2 separate regions of the Homo sapiens genome follow, and region 2 is linked to region 1. Evidence: chromatin loops called from intact Hi-C (ENCODE). Cell type or tissue: OCI-LY7. All regions are shown on one strand. Region 1 overlaps SMAD3 (SMAD family member 3). Region 2 holds the start of AAGAB (alpha and gamma adaptin binding protein).

What was found. A loop is a pair of places that touch in the nucleus more often than their neighbours do. Peaks named below come from ENCODE experiments on the same cell type or tissue, not always from the same donor. Only the 100,000 strongest peaks of a DNase experiment are listed, where the experiment ranks them.
Region 2: a loop joins it to region 1, with 3 times the contacts of the local background. A loop is called at or near these places in 8 of 110 quality-filtered maps.

Annotation. Positions count from the first base shown.
Region 1 is chr15:67,076,865-67,084,864 of GRCh38, forward strand. The region is part of intron 1 of SMAD3 (SMAD family member 3); the gene reads left to right. Among named protein-coding and RNA genes, the nearest start is that of SMAD3, 15 kb to the left of the region's middle. RefSeq lists enhancers at 5,339-5,478, 6,236-6,355, 6,826-6,905. In OCI-LY7, CTCF peaks have their summits at 4,445 and 4,648; DNase peaks (open chromatin) are centred at 4,357, 5,497, 6,487, 7,117 and 2 weaker places; H3K4me3 peaks cover 6,572 bases; H3K27ac peaks cover 7,865 bases.
Region 2 is chr15:67,249,723-67,257,722 of GRCh38, forward strand. It overlaps AAGAB (alpha and gamma adaptin binding protein), which reads right to left and starts at 4,939. Exons shown (of 10, transcript NM_024666.5): 1 at 4,837-4,939. The coding sequence starts at 4,909. IQCH (IQ motif containing H) reads left to right here and starts at 5,064. Exons shown (of 21, transcript NM_001031715.3): 1 at 5,064-5,225. The coding sequence starts at 5,175. RefSeq lists an enhancer at 4,680-4,999. In OCI-LY7, no CTCF peak of the experiment used is centred here; a DNase peak (open chromatin) is centred at 4,999; H3K4me3 peaks cover 3,236 bases; H3K27ac peaks cover 1,099 bases.

The sequences.
Region 1 (8,000 bases):
GTGTACCTGTGGGACCAATGGCTGGGCAAGGGGTGCAGGGGCATGAAGGAATTGGCTAGAGCTTGGACTTGTGGCCTGGGGACTCTACTTGGGTGTGCACAAGGCCTCTGAAAGTTATGGGTGGTGCTAGGGGTGGGCTGAGATCTTGGGCTGGGTCTCTCTGAGCTTCCACATTCCATTGTGAAACCAAGAGGTCAGGGAATCCTAAACTCAAACCTGGACTTATTAAAGTATTGGTCAAGGCAGGATGATAGAACGCATTCTGTGTAACCGTTTGTTACCTTGATTTGTCTTTAAATACTACATATGGTGTGTAGGCCTTCCTCTGTATTTTTGCTCTTAGGGCAGGCATTTCTGTATGTATGTATGTATGTACGTATGTATGTATGTATGTATTTATTTTTGTAGCATCCGCTCAGTTGCGTGGCCACAACTGAATCCCAGTCCAGGTGGCACCATTATATGGGTAGCATTTTGGAGATGTTCACAGGAATTGATTTCCCTCACCCTCAACCCAGGCCAGAGTGAATTTAATGCAGATGAGGGAGAAGGTGCTACATATTATAGCTGCTCATTCAAAAAGTGGAGCAGAGAGCTGGACCACTGAATGTGCCTTTGTTTGCTGGAAATCTTTATTAAGTACCAGAGATATAGAGATGAAGTTGTGTCTCTGAACTGCTCAGAGGCAAAAAAGGGACACCAGTAACCACAGTTATGGTGGGCCTGTGGAAGAGACACTATAGTGAAGGTCAAACAAAATATTTGGGAGCCTAGAGGAAGAACAGGTCTATTTCTGGAGGTATCAGAAGGCTTCACAGAGGAGGCAATACTCAATTGGGGCCTTGAAGGATGGATAGGAGTGTAGGAGTGGAGTGGGAGGCAGCACAGAGCACAGACCAGACTGCGGAAGGGCCTGACATCTAGGGAAGGCAAGACAGTTTAGGGTGGCCAGAGTGTGGATGAGGGAGTGGCCAGAGAGGAGTTGGAGAAGGATGTTGTCAAGGGCTTTGGCTTGCCAAACTTCGTACTTTGTGTTTGGACCTTGCTCTGTAAGTGTCCAGGAGATTTTAAAGCAGGGGAGTGGCACGGTGAAAGCCACCACTCTATCGTTTCTTGTTTCATTTCCTCCTCTTACCCAGTGGCTGTTAACAGCAGGTTTTCTGCCCGAGTTATCCAGGTCAGAGTCATAATCCCTTACAGTACCATGTGGACAGCTTTAGGCTATGTCTGGAGCAGGTTGAAGATAGTGTTTTGTTCACTGTCAGGAGAGAAGACATGTTGTTCAGCCAGGAGGGCTCAGGGACCCCAGGCGTTCAGGTAATTAGCCAGTGAGTCATGTCAGGCTTTTGATATGGATACCTTGGGAAACTAAGTGGGGTGTTGCTGGCCTCCATGCAGATGCCTGGTCTACCCAAGCACAGGCCCCCAAATTAGATCTCGGCCTCTGCTGGGTCTTCCCTGTGCCTGACACAGTGCCTTCATATGGACCGTCTCTGGTCAGTGTTTTCAATTTCTTTGTTGATGATCATCAATCAAGGCCAGGCTTTCCAATTCCAGACCACACTGCAATCAGTGGAAACTACCTAAATTCAGTACTGCAGACCCATAGCAGGATGTATGTTTATTGAAAACAGATTATATTCCTTAATGAGAGACTAAAACAGCATGTTTAAATCAGTATTCTTCATTCCTTTTATCATTGAGAGATTGGTTATTATTTACCTCGCCTTTAGAGGGTCAGCTTGGTGGTGGTGGTGGTGGTTTAAGTTGCTGGGTTTTTAAAAGATTGAGTTTCATGTCCAAGGACTGATTCTACTTCATGGGCTGTTTTTGAAAACATTGCTAGAAACCTCTTAACTGAAGGCAAGACCAGGGGCAGCCTATTGCTGCGGAGTGCCCTGGGTTCAAATCCCTGCTCCCCAACTTACTGCGGTGGTGACTGTGGACATGTTGTTTAACTTATTTGAGCTTCCTTTTCCTCATCAGTAAAATGGGAAAAACAATGACCTCCCTCAAGGAGGGATGTTATTGAAGTTATTTACTTAAATCAGATTAGATTTATTTTAGATTAAAAGCTTCTTGCAAGCTGTGAAATGTTTTGCAATGTCACATATTATTATTTTTTTTTTTTGAGACGGAGTTTCGCTCTTGTTGCCCAGGCTGGAGTGCAAAGGCGTGATCTTGGCTCACGGCAACCTCTGCTTCCCGGATTCAGGCTATTCTCCTGCCTCAGCCTCCCGAGTAGCTGGGATTACAGGCATGCACCACCATGCCTGGCTAATTTTGTATTTTTAGTAAAGACGGGGTTTTTCTATGTTGGTCAGGCTGGTCTCGAACTCCCGACCTCAGGTGATCTGCCCGCGTCAGCCTCCCAAATTGCTGGGATTGCAGGTGTAAGCCACCGCACCTCGCCCCCCGCATATTATTTCTTTATGGTGTAGAACTCACTAATACTGCTAAAAACCCTTTCTGACAGAGATGGGAGTTAAGGCTTCTAAGTTCACACCCAGATTTCCACAGAGACCTTAGAGACAATCATAAATATTGCACAAAATTATATTGGAATATGAGCTCGGGGCACATAGGCTCTGGTGCCTTGTACTAGAAGCTTAGGTGAGCTGTTACTCTTGGCCATGTCCAAGCATTTGACTCAGAAGATGGTCGAGTCAGCAGTGTTGACTGTTAGCAAATCACCTAAGCCCACTCACATGGGGTGATCCTGGTACGTGTTGCATGGACTGAGTGTCAACTGCATGCTGAGTGTATGCCAGAGGGGGTGATCTCCTTGATCTTATTTACTTACCTACAGTACTCTGGGTACTTATGTATTTATGTTTACAGAGGAGGAGGCTGAAGCATTGAGGGGTCAGTGGCAGAACAGGAATCTTAACTCTGGTCTCTGGTTCCTAGTTCTCTGAGCTCTACCCCATAGCCCCTCAAGAAAGGATGGCCATTGTTGTCCTCATACAAAAAGCTATGACACTGCTATCATTATTCTCATTTGGTAAATGACAGAAACAAGGTTCAGATTACTTAGGTAAGTTGCTTTAAGTCTCAGGCTAAGGGCTGGAGCTGGATTTGCCACTGAAGCTCTACACCTTCTAGAATCTAGGGTGACTACATAATTTATCAAACAAACCAGGATGTTTCCAAGAGTGAAAAGGGGCAGCATTATTAATTATGGCCACTATTAATTACGGTCCTTGGCCATAAATCAGGACCGTCCAGGCAAACCTGGGTAATAGTCACCCTGCCTCTGGTCTTGATACCTGACCAAGGTAATGGAGAATTGGATCCGCCAGCTCATGTGCTGTTGCTTAAGTGGAAGGGAATGTGCAAATTATGTCCTGCTATTCTAAGTGAAAGGACTTGCCCAAGGTCATGCAACAAGTTGGCAATGTAATATTTTAAAACTGGACGAGATGTTGAAAACATGGTAAAGTTAGCACTAGAGCTTAATTAACTGGAGTATGAGTTAGGGAACATTTGGCTATGCTGATGTCTACTACTGAAGGGAAAGGAGGTGGAGGTCAAGGTCAGGTGTGTATGGAGCAGGTGGGGGTGGCAGTGGCAGGGCATTCACGTGGCTCTACTATGTCGGCACCATCATCAGGCCCTGTCCCTTTGAAGTCCGGGAGATGCCACTAGGCCCAGTGCAACTTGGATGATATTTAATGGCCAAGAGCAGAGACTTCTGGGACCTGACTTTTCCTGCTCTCCACTTTACTTTAGCTCTGGGCTTCAAAGGGACTATTGGCTGGGAGTGGTGAAAGTTTAGTGGATAATCCTGCTGAAGAATTTTGGAAGGCCTTGAGGAAGGAATTAAAAATAACAGTAAGCATGCCTTTTCTTTCTCTTTGATTGTGGTCAGTGCATGGAATGTGCCAGGGCCGCTGCGGAGCAAGCACGTGGCCCCGAATAACCCCTCCCTGCCAACGGAATTCTGCAGAGAACATGTAAGGGCTGTGCTGTTTCACTCCTGCTTTGGGCTCTCAGGGTTTGTTTCCGCGATCATCCAAACCTCATCCTCCTTCTCTTGCCCCAGATAATTTATTGGAAGTCTGGAGAGGGACTTGAGTTCTCTCAACTCTCCAACCAGACTGTTGCTGTGGGCGAGGCCATGTCGGGTGAGCTCCAAGGAGAGCAGTTGGAATGACAGAGAGGAACGGTTTCAGCCTGAGAAATGTGAAATATAAATTCAAACCAAACTTGGCACCTGTTTGGAGAGCTTCAGCTGATACTACAGTGCCCCTGTCGTTAGCCTTTGTGGCTCAGCTGGGTCTTATAAATAGAACACGATGCATTTCCCCTTTTGCTACCCCACAGACACGCGGAGGCATGTGTGGGGGTGGCATGGACAGAGAGTATTCATTACTTATGCTCCAGTGCATCAGATAGTCATCGTGGGAACTGAGCCCTGGTGTCATGGGGATGACTAGGCCATCTTGTGGGTAAGGCTGGAAGCGGCTTTTGAGTCTCCTGAGTTACAGCTCTTCTTACCCTTGCCAGCCTCCCTTCCCCAGCTGAGGCCCTCAGTCCTTCATGCCTGTGTGCCGCAGTAAGCCAGTTGGCCCCTTCCGTCGTGAGTCCATCCCACATTCTGTATCGGAGCCCAGCATTGCTGTATCAGGATGCTTTTGGCCAAAAGTGACTTGAAACCCAACAAATAGCTTCAATCATAAGAGGGCTTATTACTTCCACTAAGAAGGCTAGAAGCAGGAAAGTCAGGCATCAGAAGGTCTCAGGAGCCTTACATCTTTCCTCCTGGCCATATTCTCTTCAAGCTTGTCTCCTGTTGGTCCAAGGGTGGCCACAACTGTTGCAGATATTACCGTCTATAAACGTTGCATCCAAGGGCAGAAAAGGGCTCCTATTCCTTGGGGGTCTCTTTAGGAAGAAAACCTTCCCCGGGAGCCTCCTGGTATCTTGTTGGTCAGTATTGTATCACATGCAGTCAATGACAGAAATAATGGACCCTCAGAAGCCTCTCGAGGTCAAGGGCCCAGGCTATTCCTTTGACTCATCAGGGTGATTAGTATGGAGGTAGGTGCTTAGTAAATTTTATTTGGGTTAGTGCAAAAGTAATGGCAGTTTTTGCCATTGAAAATAATGGCAAAAACTGCCATTACTTAGGCACCAACTTACTGATTAATGTTTGTTGGTTGCTGGTTTCCTTCGCTAAGTGAGACTCCTGAACACTTACTGATGATGTCTTGCTGACTTCTGAGGACATGATGGTAAGTCTGCCCTCATGGAGCTTGCAGTCAGGTGGAGAGATAGTGCTATAATTGTGTTTGGAGTATCTCCTGAGTAGATTGTGGCAGTCTGGTAGCTTTGGAAGAGGTGTTAAATTGAGGCCCAAGGAGACAAAAGGACCTGAGAAACAGAGCAGGGGGACTGTCTGGGCCTCTGAATGCCATGCCCAGGGCCACACATTTTGTGATGCAAGCCAGGTTGTTTCAGGTTTCAAGCAGTTGCGATTTCTGTCTCCACCCCTCCACCAGTCTTATTTTCCTGTTGACAAAATGATAACAACTTGCCCTAGGGTTTGAAGTGGGGGCAGGGCACAGCGCTGAGAGCCTCCTCCCTCAGGGGAAATTTTCTAAAGTTTCTCACTGTGTTCTAGCTTCAAAACCATATGCAGTTTAATTGCATGTTTAGTATCTTTGTGCATCTCTCTTGTTTTGAATCTGCTGGAAACTTTCTCTGAAAGCATATATATAGGAAGACATAAAAATTCTATAAATGTTTAGTGGTTAAAAACAAAGTCCTGTCCAAATTATATAAAGTTTTGCCGTCGTCGGACGGAACTTTCTGCAGATAGGGAATACCCTTGAGTCTTCAGTCGCAAAGAGCTAATCACTAACTTCAAGTGTGCAAGTGCCCTTTCATTCCAATTCAGAGAAAACAGAGCCTGTCCCAAGGCCTCGTGTTTTGTTTTCCTATTGATCTAGGAGCTGGGATAACTTGGAACCCCAGGGAACATCTCAGAGTTAATTAGTTTTTTGAGGTCTTCTTGTTTTTCTTGCTTGATTAAAAGAGTTACAGTTTTTGCTCTGATTGTTTAAAAAAAGAATCTATCACTGCTACTGATCCAAGAGGTGAGGGTTGGCATGGGGTGGGCACTCCAGTAAATACGTAAGTTGTCTTCCTGCCGTCTTGTCCTGGTGGAGCAGAGAGAGGTGCCTTTGAGCATGGGCCTGGAACCAACAGCTACTTTCCTGGAAAATTCTTCAGTTTCCAGAAGCAGTGGCCAGGTGAGCCGGGGCATGAAACCAGACGAAGTTGCCGCAGTGCGAGGCTGGTTCTGTTTGCCTCAGTTCTGAAGTTAATGGTCCAAGTTCACCACTCATAGAGCGTCAGCCTGTTGGGGAGACGGAGGCCCTGACGGCCATGCCAGGGTGCCCCCAACCCTTTGTTTAACCACGGCTGTGGACCAGTGGTCTCAGATGTTTACCATCGCCTGTTTATAAGAGGGAAGTGTGGTCATATTTCTATCTCTCTTGTGGGCTGCACGGTTGCCTTACTGGGGTTCATGTGGGAAGTGGTTACCGTTAGGAGGAGGATGAAATAACAGTACTCACAAAAAGGCTTTGATCCAGGGATCTTTTTAAATGTCATCTTTTGGCCACTGTGTTTTTTTATTTTTATTTTTTGCTATCTGCTTTAACTTCAACGATGAGAAAATCAAACCATATGCTGGACATCATTCTGCCCAGCTGGGCTGAGTCAGAATTGCAGTTCAAACTACTTCTGCTCTCCCTGGGTTTCGTGTGCTTTCAATGTGGGGATATCTTCCAGATCTGCAGTTCTCCAGAGCTAGGGACCCCTCAGCTCCAGCTGCTCTCTGGACAATACCTGAACATCCCTACAATATCTGAAATTGAATGTTTGCCATTTCTTCTTCTTTCTCCTCACACAACCTACTCTGATGTTCATGATTACTGGAGCCCCCAGGTTCTAAAAAGTGTTGAATTAGCAAGTGAACAAATAAAATGAGACCCAAAGAAACTGTGATCTTAGCATCCTGTTTTCTGGGTGAGGTTGAGGGTCCTTGGCCTCTCTTGCTGGTGGAGATGGGCTTTATGACTTTGGGGAAGTCAACTTGACTTCCTGGGTGTTGGTCTTCTCTTCTACAAAATGACAAGCTTGAAGGGAGAATCTGAAAGAATCTGTGTATCCGTTCTCAGATTTTCTTTTTTTTTCTTTTTTTTTTTTTTTTTTTTTTTGAGATGGAGTCTCGCTCTGTCGCCCAGGCTGGAGTGCAGTGATGCGATCTCGGCTCACTGCAAGCTCTGCCTCCGGGGTTCATGCTATTCTCCTGCCTCAGCCTCCCGAGTAGCTGGCACTACAGGCGTCTGCCACCACACCTGGCTAATTTTTTTTTTTTGTATTTTTAGTAGAGACGGGGTTTCTTTGTGTTAGCCAGGATGGTCTCCATCTCCTGACCTCGTGATCTGCCTGCCTCGGCCTCCCAAAGTGCTGGGATTACAGGCATGAGCCACCGTGCCTGGCCAGTCTCAGATTTTCATGATAGCCCTCTGAACTCTCCTTGGCTTCTTGCCTTTGGCTGTTTTCTCAATGCATATATTTTCCTGGGGGACAAATCTAAGTTTTCATCTGATGCTCTGCCTTCAGAGGGGAACCATTCCTTAATGACCTATTTAATTGTATTATCATTGTTGTTTAATTCATCACATATTTACTGAGCTTCTTTTGTTGGTGGTGGTGCCATCAGACACAGTGGTCCAGGAGCTGCAATGCGTTGCTGATGAGGATGGTCACACATAGCTCTGCCCTCATGGAGCGTCCCAGGGTGAAATGAGACCTCCCCTGAGAACCGACTCCCAGGGTAGGGGAAATCAGTCTGCAGGCAAAGAGGAATTCAAATTTAGCCTGAAGCACAGGTTTTCTGTGCTTCTAGGCACCGGCTGCATTCCAACCGTAGTGCCATAAAAATACAGGAAGGAAGGGAAACGTGTTCACAGGTTGGTTAGAGA
Region 2 (8,000 bases), 170 kb after region 1:
GCTAAGGAATCTCAACACATTACATTCACACATTCCTATGCATATAAATCCTGAATTTGAACATATGCTCCAGCACCTGGGCAAGTCATTTAGTATTTCCAAAGCACAGTTTCTTCATCTGCAAAATGGACACAACCTACCTTCACAGGGATACAAAGACCAAACTAAATGTGAAAACATGTTTGGGAAGAGTACAGATATACATATAAATGCTTGCTATGATTATAAGAGCTCTAAATTTCTACATTTCACTAAAAGGAAGAATTTTGTTCAGATGTAGAAACTGAATGAACTACAGTTGCTGAGTTGGCATTACACACTTTAAAACCAAACAAGTTTCCAGGGACTTTTCTATCTAAAGTTCCTTCTAGGGAAGTAGAGTAAGATGTTAAAACTTACATATCTTCATTTTAATATTTTCACAGGTGGACCATACACTTTCTTTCTTTCTTTTTTTTCTTTACTGGAGACTTTGAGGCAGGGTCCCACTGTCACCCAGGGTGGTGTGCAGTGGCATGATCTCGGCTCACTGCAACCTCTGCCTGCTGGGTTCAAGTGACCCTCCTGCCTCAGCCACCTGAGTAGCTAGGATTATAGGCACGCACCACCGTGCCCAGCTAATTTTTGAATTTTTAGTAGAGACGGGGTTTCTCCATGTTGGCCAGGCTGGTTTTGAACTCCTGACCTCAAGTGATTTGCCTGCCTTAACCTCCCAAAGTGCTGGGATTACAGGCGTGAGCCACCATGCCTGGCACATGGAGGATACACTTTCTACATTCCTCTCAAGGGCAGGAACAGTATCTTAGGCATTATTTTAGCTGCAGTAACTGGAACAGAGACTGTCTCTGTGTTTAATAAATATTCATCAGAATATACTTTTCCAGAATAAAGTAAAACTTTTGTAAAATATATGTGAGGTGGAAAGAGCTCTGGCCATGGAGTAGATATTTGCTCTCATATCGTGTATTACAAGTCCCTCAAGCATCCTGAGGCTTCATTTCCCTTTAAAAAATCTACCCTGTCGCCGGGTGCGGTGGCTCATGCTTGTAATCCCAGCACTTTGGGAGGCTGAGGCGGGCAGATCACGAGGTCAAGAGATGGAGACCATCCTGGCTAACACAGTGAAACCCCGTCTCTACTAAAAAATACAAAAAATTACCCGAGCTTGGTGGTGGGCGCCTGTAGTCCCAGCTACTCAGGAGGCTGAGGCAGGAGAATGGCGCGAGCCCAGGAGGCGGAGCTTGCAGTGAGCCGAGATCGTGCCACTGCACTCCAGCCCAGGCAACAGAGTGAGACTCCGTCTCAATAATTAAAATAAAATAAAATAAAATAAAAAATCTACCCCGTCAGTAATGCCCCTTTTATCCGATGTCAGACATCCACCCAGAATACTGCAAATAAGGCCTTTGAGTGACAAAAAGAAAAAGTTTCTAATGAAGTCCATGCATGCACTTTATGCATAGTAGAGGCCTACTGATTCTTATTTTAAGTGCGTGTGTGTGTGTGTGTGTGTCTGTGTGTGTGTGTGTGTGTGTATTTGAGACAGGGTCTCACTCTGTCACCTAGGCTGGAGGGCAGTAGCACCATCACAACTCACTACAGCCTCGATCTCCCAGGCTCAAGCAATCCTCCCACCTCAGCCTCCCAAGGAGCTAGGACGAAAGGCACATACCACTATGCCCGGCTAATTTGTTAACATTTTTATTTTTATTTTGTAGAGACTAGGTCTCCCTATGTTGCCCAGGCTGGTCTTGAACTCCTGTGCTCAAGTGATCCTCCCGTCCTGGCCTCCCACAGTGTTGGAATTCCAAGCATGCACCACTGCATTTGGACTGTTTTAAGAATAATTCTAATAAGCTGTTACTTGGTTATATTTCCCACTGGTGGTTAAAAGCACTAAGATAGATCAGATGTCCAAAGAAAGAGAAATTGGAGAACCCTAAAGGTTTCTCTCGCTGATACATGAAGTAGAACCAAACTTTCCCAAAAAGGTAGATCCAATTCAATCCAAAACTATTCCACGGCCTAATATCACCGAACACTTGACAAAATATTATGCGGGCTCCATCTCTTACCTCAAAATTAGAGTCAACCTGTGATTAATTTAATCCCAGCTTTAATTATAGTCAAAGAATGAATGCTCAGCAAATACTTCATTTTAACGCTATCCACTGCTACCCTATTCACAACCTTGGAAGAAATTATAAGCCCTCTTTTATGGTTCACTTTTCCTTATTCAAGTAATCTGCTCACTAGCTGTTCTTCTTTTATTTTTTACTACACGACAGTAACGAGTTGCAATGGAAAGGTCATCTGATCTTAACCCGAACTGGAATTATCTAAGAGCATTTTATATACAGAGATAAAATGGATTATTTTACAGAATTAATTTTACCCCCAATAATGCTAATACACTTTACAGAAGTACAATGTTACTATTTGCTAACTACAGGTAATCAGCTACTTCAAGGCAGGGACCATGTTTGCCGATTGGGATCATTAAAGCACACAACAGAGCACCATAGCATTTAGAATAATTAATATTCCTGAGATTGTCTTGAAAAGACTTCCATGTATCGCTAATAGGATTCCTAATGCATGTAAGTCTTTTGGAAAGTTAGTTACATCTTTAAGAATCTTGAGCAAATTCTGGTTTATTCACTAGATGGATATATGTGAGAAACTAATTTTTGATAAATCTGAGGATAAGAACTGTGTATTTAAAAAATTTTTAAAAACAGAAAAAATTGTGTATTAAATGTAATTACAATTATTTCTTTTTAAGAAACTGCAATGGAAAAAAAGACTGGAAAGAAATGTTAGCAGTATTTGTAGTTGGGTAATGAGACTATGGCTATTTTCTTTTCTCTGTATGCTAAATTTTACTTAGTATGCACTAGTTTTACAATGAAACAATTAAAGAAAAAAGAGGAAGGAAGGAAGAAAAGAAGGAAGAAAGGAGGGAAGGGAGAAAATAGGAAGGAGCACTGCTTAAAGGTAAGAAAATGGCCTAATTAGACCAGTTAGTAACCACTTAGTTAAATGCTATAATTAAGCTTTTACCCTAGCAAGGAACTTTCTAAGTGATCACAAATGATAACTAAGTCATATAATATCTGCACTGAAGGGACATCTTACCTAATTCTGTCATTTGACAGGTGTAGCAAAGAAATTATAATTATACAATGCTTTACAGTTTACAAAGTGTGTTCAAAATGTCACATCATCTGTCCTTCAAATACTCCTGAAATAGGCTCATATGCCCCATTTTAAGGATCAGGAAATTGAGGGTTACAGAGATAGTAATGTGCCTTAATAATAATGTCTATGATTTATCAAATGTTTACTATGTGCCAGACTCGGGGATAAGCACAATCTTGCGAAAATTATCCCTATTTTATAGATAGAAGGTGAAGGGGCCGGGCGCGGTGGTGACTCACACCTGTAATCCCAGCACTTTGGGTGGCAAAGGCAGGCAGATCACTTGAGCCCGGGAGTTCCAGACCAGCCTGGGCAACATGGCCAAACCCCGTATGACGGGGGGGGGGGGGGGCAATTAGCCGGGCGTGGTGGCACACACCTGTAGTCCCAGATACTTGGGAGGCTGAGGTAGGGGGATGGCTTGAGCCCAGGAGGCAGAGGTTGCAGTGAGCCGAGATAACGCCACTGCACTACAGCCTGGGCAGCAGAGTGAGACCCTATCTCAAAACAAAAATAAAAAAAAGGAGAGAAAAGAGAAAGTGAAGGGTAGCCAGGCACAGTGGCTCACGCCTGTAATCTCAGCACTTAGGGCGGCCAAGACAGGAGGATCACTTGAAACCACGAGTTGGAGACCAGCCTGAGCAACATAGCAAGACTCTGGCTCTACAAAAAATAAAAAAATTAGCCAGGGTTCGTGGTGTGAGCCTGCAGTCCCAGTTGCTCGGGAGACTGAGGCAGGAGGATCGCTTGAGCCCAGGAGTTCGAGGCTGAAGTGAGCTATGATCGCATCACTGCACTCCAGCCCGGGCGACAGAGCAAGTTCCCGTCTCTTTAAAAAAAAAAAAAGAAAAGAAGGAAGGAATGTAGGTAGGTTAGGTGACTTGCTCGAGATCATACAGCTAAGTCACTGCTCTGATTCTAAGCCATACACTTAAAACAGAAGTCTTGAGTTACCTATAATTCAACTTCACAGAGCCCTTTAGTAGAGTTGGCTTATTATCCAGTCCCATGTTCTCTCTTTTAAGAGTTAGTAAGTCTGACAGCCATTATGAGGGTCTACAAGCAAAAGCACTAGCCCAATCATACCCAAAAACTCATGTTGGCGGAGAGCCCATGCCTCAGATGAAAGGCGTGAATAACTAGAGTGGAGCGGACAAAGCTAACAAGTCTTATAATGTACACATTAAGAAGCAGAATAAACTTCAGAGTAAATACGCAGAATAAACTTCAGAATTCAGAGTAAACACTCTCTCCCGGAGCAGCAAGGATAACAACATCACGATATCAACAATTCCAGCACCTTACACTCCTGTAACCTAGCGCAATTTCCGGAGAGCCTTCAGGTTCATCTCAACGGATCCTCGCAAAAACCTGTGGCCTGGGCTGAGCAGAGCGGGAAATCAGTCTCACTTTACACAGGAAGCCGAAAGGAACGCCGAAGAAGGCCGAGTGGGCAGAAAAGCACGAGATTAAGAGATAGGGGCAGCCACCTGGGGAGACTGGGCGCCTCCACTGACTGGAGGAAGAACGCAGGGCCCGCTGCGGGGACAAGGCCCAGAGAGGCCGTGGTGCTGGGTCCGTCGCCCGCTGAGGCTCAGGGGCCTTGGAGGTCGGCCCAGGCGCCTATCTACTCACGTTGGACCAGCTGGTCTCCTGAGAAGACGGAGGAGCAGCTGGTGACTAACGCACAGGGTACGCCAGCAGCCATAGCTGCGCTCGCGAGCCGGTTCCGTCAGGCAGCCGCTTCCGCCTTGGGCTGCACCACGGCCGCCGGCGCGAGGGGGAGACAGGCCGGAGAGGGCGTTCTCGGAATGACCAGGCTGGCCTGACCCCGCCCCTAGACCCCCTTCCGCTCCCAGCGTGGAACAGGCCAGGTCGCGCGCGGTGTTGCCATGGGGACGAGCGGCTCCGGCTGAAGGTTTCCGTGCTTGGAAACCGCGCCTCCGCGGAGGTAGCCGTTCCCTGACCTAGCCATGGCACAGAACACTGAAAACCACGACCCTGTCGGATCCATCTTAATCCAGGTGGGAAACGGGCTTCCCCCGGCCCTGCCCTGCCCAGCCGCGCCACTTCCGAGCGAGGTCCCGCGCGCCGATTCACCGACGCTCACCCATTTGGTGCGCCGCCCCTAGACTCCCTCCAACTCGCGAGAGGCTCCCAAAAATGCCCACCCAGACCTTCCCCCACGGCCCAGCACACTCCCGGTGACTTACCCTGTAGGTTACGCCCCAGAAGCAGGACTTTCTGCCTCTGGGAAAACTCTAAAACCGTTCACCCGGAACCTTTACTTCAGAAAAATTAACCTCACGCTGAGGCATCATTTTTAAATGTTATATTCTGAAAAATTTGAACCCATGACGTCGGGAGTGGAGGAGAGACAAATCGGACACTCTAGGAGGTGATAAGAAATTTGGAGACAAATTGAAATATGTGAATTGCTTTTCTTAAACACCCCAGTTTTTTAGATCTAAATGTTCCTCATTGGAGAACACACAGAAAAATCAAGATAACTTGGAATGAAAAAATGTGACATTTAAAAACTTAGTGAAAGACCTTTTTAATTTGAGAGGGGAAATGTCAAGAAAGTCTTGTCCAATACAGCTCAATTTGTAATAGTTGCACTCAGATGTTTCTGAAATGATCATGGCATTTTGTTTTCACATTTATGTGAGGTAACTTTAAGATATTTCCACATATATCATCGGTTTTAACTATCACATATATAATAGCTGCATTTGACTAAGTCTTGAAGTCATTTGTCTAAGGTCACTCTGTCAGGACTGTCACTCAGTTGGTCTGAAGTGGGTCTTACTCGTCAAAGGGATCTAATTTTTCTGGCAGAATTTTGATCTCTTACCTCCCATCTAGGAGAGACTTCCCTAAATGTACCTTTTCCCAAATACAAGCCCCTGAACTCACCAATTTCATAGACTTCCCCATTAAGAATCATACCTAATCTTACCTGATCTTTTCTCACCCTCACTTTCACCATCACGCAGCAATGAGTTTAGCCAAACTGCGAAGTCTGAGGGAACGGTCCACAAAAAACTGCCCTAACTTCAACACTCACTACCTGCAAGTTCAGGGGTCCCCAGAACCACCTCACTTCAGACCAGCTGGGTACAAACTTAGGGGCCCCATCACCACCCTCACATTCAATGATTCACTAGAACTATTCGCAGAGCTCAGGGAAGTGCTGTGCTCACATCTCCAATTTTATTATAGTGAAGGCATACAAATTAATCAGCCAAGGAAAGAGATGAATAGGACAGAGTCCAGGAGGGGTACAAACATAGAGCTTTTGGTCATCTTATCCCTGTGGAGTCATTGACGTCATTACCTGCATTACTTCCTCCCAGCCATGATATGTGACAATATGCATAGAATATTGCAACTAGAGAAGCTTATCTGAGGCTTTGATGTCCAGAGTTTTTACTGGGGCTCAATCTCACACTGCCCTTGTGGTTGACCATTAATCTCCAGCCCCTCCTGAATACTTTTAGTTTCCCGCTGCTCCAGAGGTCTGAGCTGATACAGCGTGGATCAAAACACCCATTATAAATCATGTTGATAGACTGTCTGGTGGCCAAAGCCCACAGACAAAGACACTTCTATCAGGCAGGACATCCCAGGCGCCTAGAGATCACCTCCCAGTAGCCAGGAGCGAAGACTGGACCCCTCTTTGGGTAAGGTTAATTCTTTGCTGCACATACCCACTCTTTTTATAGATTCCAAATAATTAGAACAATAATGGAGACTCTTACCTAGGATACAACATTATAGTAATAGATAACTGTTGACACTGACTTGTGAGATGGGTCAGAAGAGCTAATAGTCATATCCATGTTGATCTGCACCCCTACTTATTTAAAAGGATTCCTGTGGACATATCAAGTAAAGGGCTGTGTAGAGGAAGAGAGCCTACCTGTTAACCAGATTATTAAGACTGATTCCTGTATAGTATAAAATTCTATTCTCTACATGTAGAATATGTATAGTGAGGAAATTTGGAAGACTTTCCCTACTTTCTCAGTGAATCCTGAGAATGTGTGAGTATGTAGCACCACCCAACTGTGCCAACGTGGATTCCACTTCTATTTGGGGCTATGATTTATTTCCCTCAGACAGGCTACCAATAATTAGTGTGTCTAGTGGAAAGCACTTGATAGGGAGTCAGAATACTGAGATCTGACCATGACTTTGACAGTCTCACAAGTAGTGACTTTGAGTTAGGCACTCATCTCTCTGGACCTCACTTTCCTCTTCCATAGGACATATAGTTTGGATTAGGTTCACTTCTGACTTTAAATTGTCCCAATTTCCCCAGGCTACATCATTTACTGTAAAAGTAGACTTCCTTTGTTGTTAGCCTAGGCAATCAAATTGTTTCTGGCAAGTCAGTGACTGAGTGAGTGTGTGTGTGCAATAGACTGTAAAGCAGAGGTACTTTAAATTTCTACTTGCTTCACCCTAATATGGTCAGTTACGTCTGTGTATCAGTCAGATATATTAAACAGCTTTTTAGACCAGTGGTTCTCAAAGGTGTTGTAAGTATTATTTTTTAGCTCCAGTTTACAGAAGACACTTAGGTACAAAGAAGTAAAGCATCTTGCCCATTGTAATACATCCAGTATGTATTGATCCTTAAATAGGCTATGGCATGTTCATGAAGTAATCTTGAAGAAGTGTGATAGTGACTCTGGGAAGTTTCCAATCATGCTTTGTAAATCTTAGAAGCTTTGTTTTTATGCTTCATTAAAATGTGGTATATTCTTAATATATCTTTATAAATACTTGCT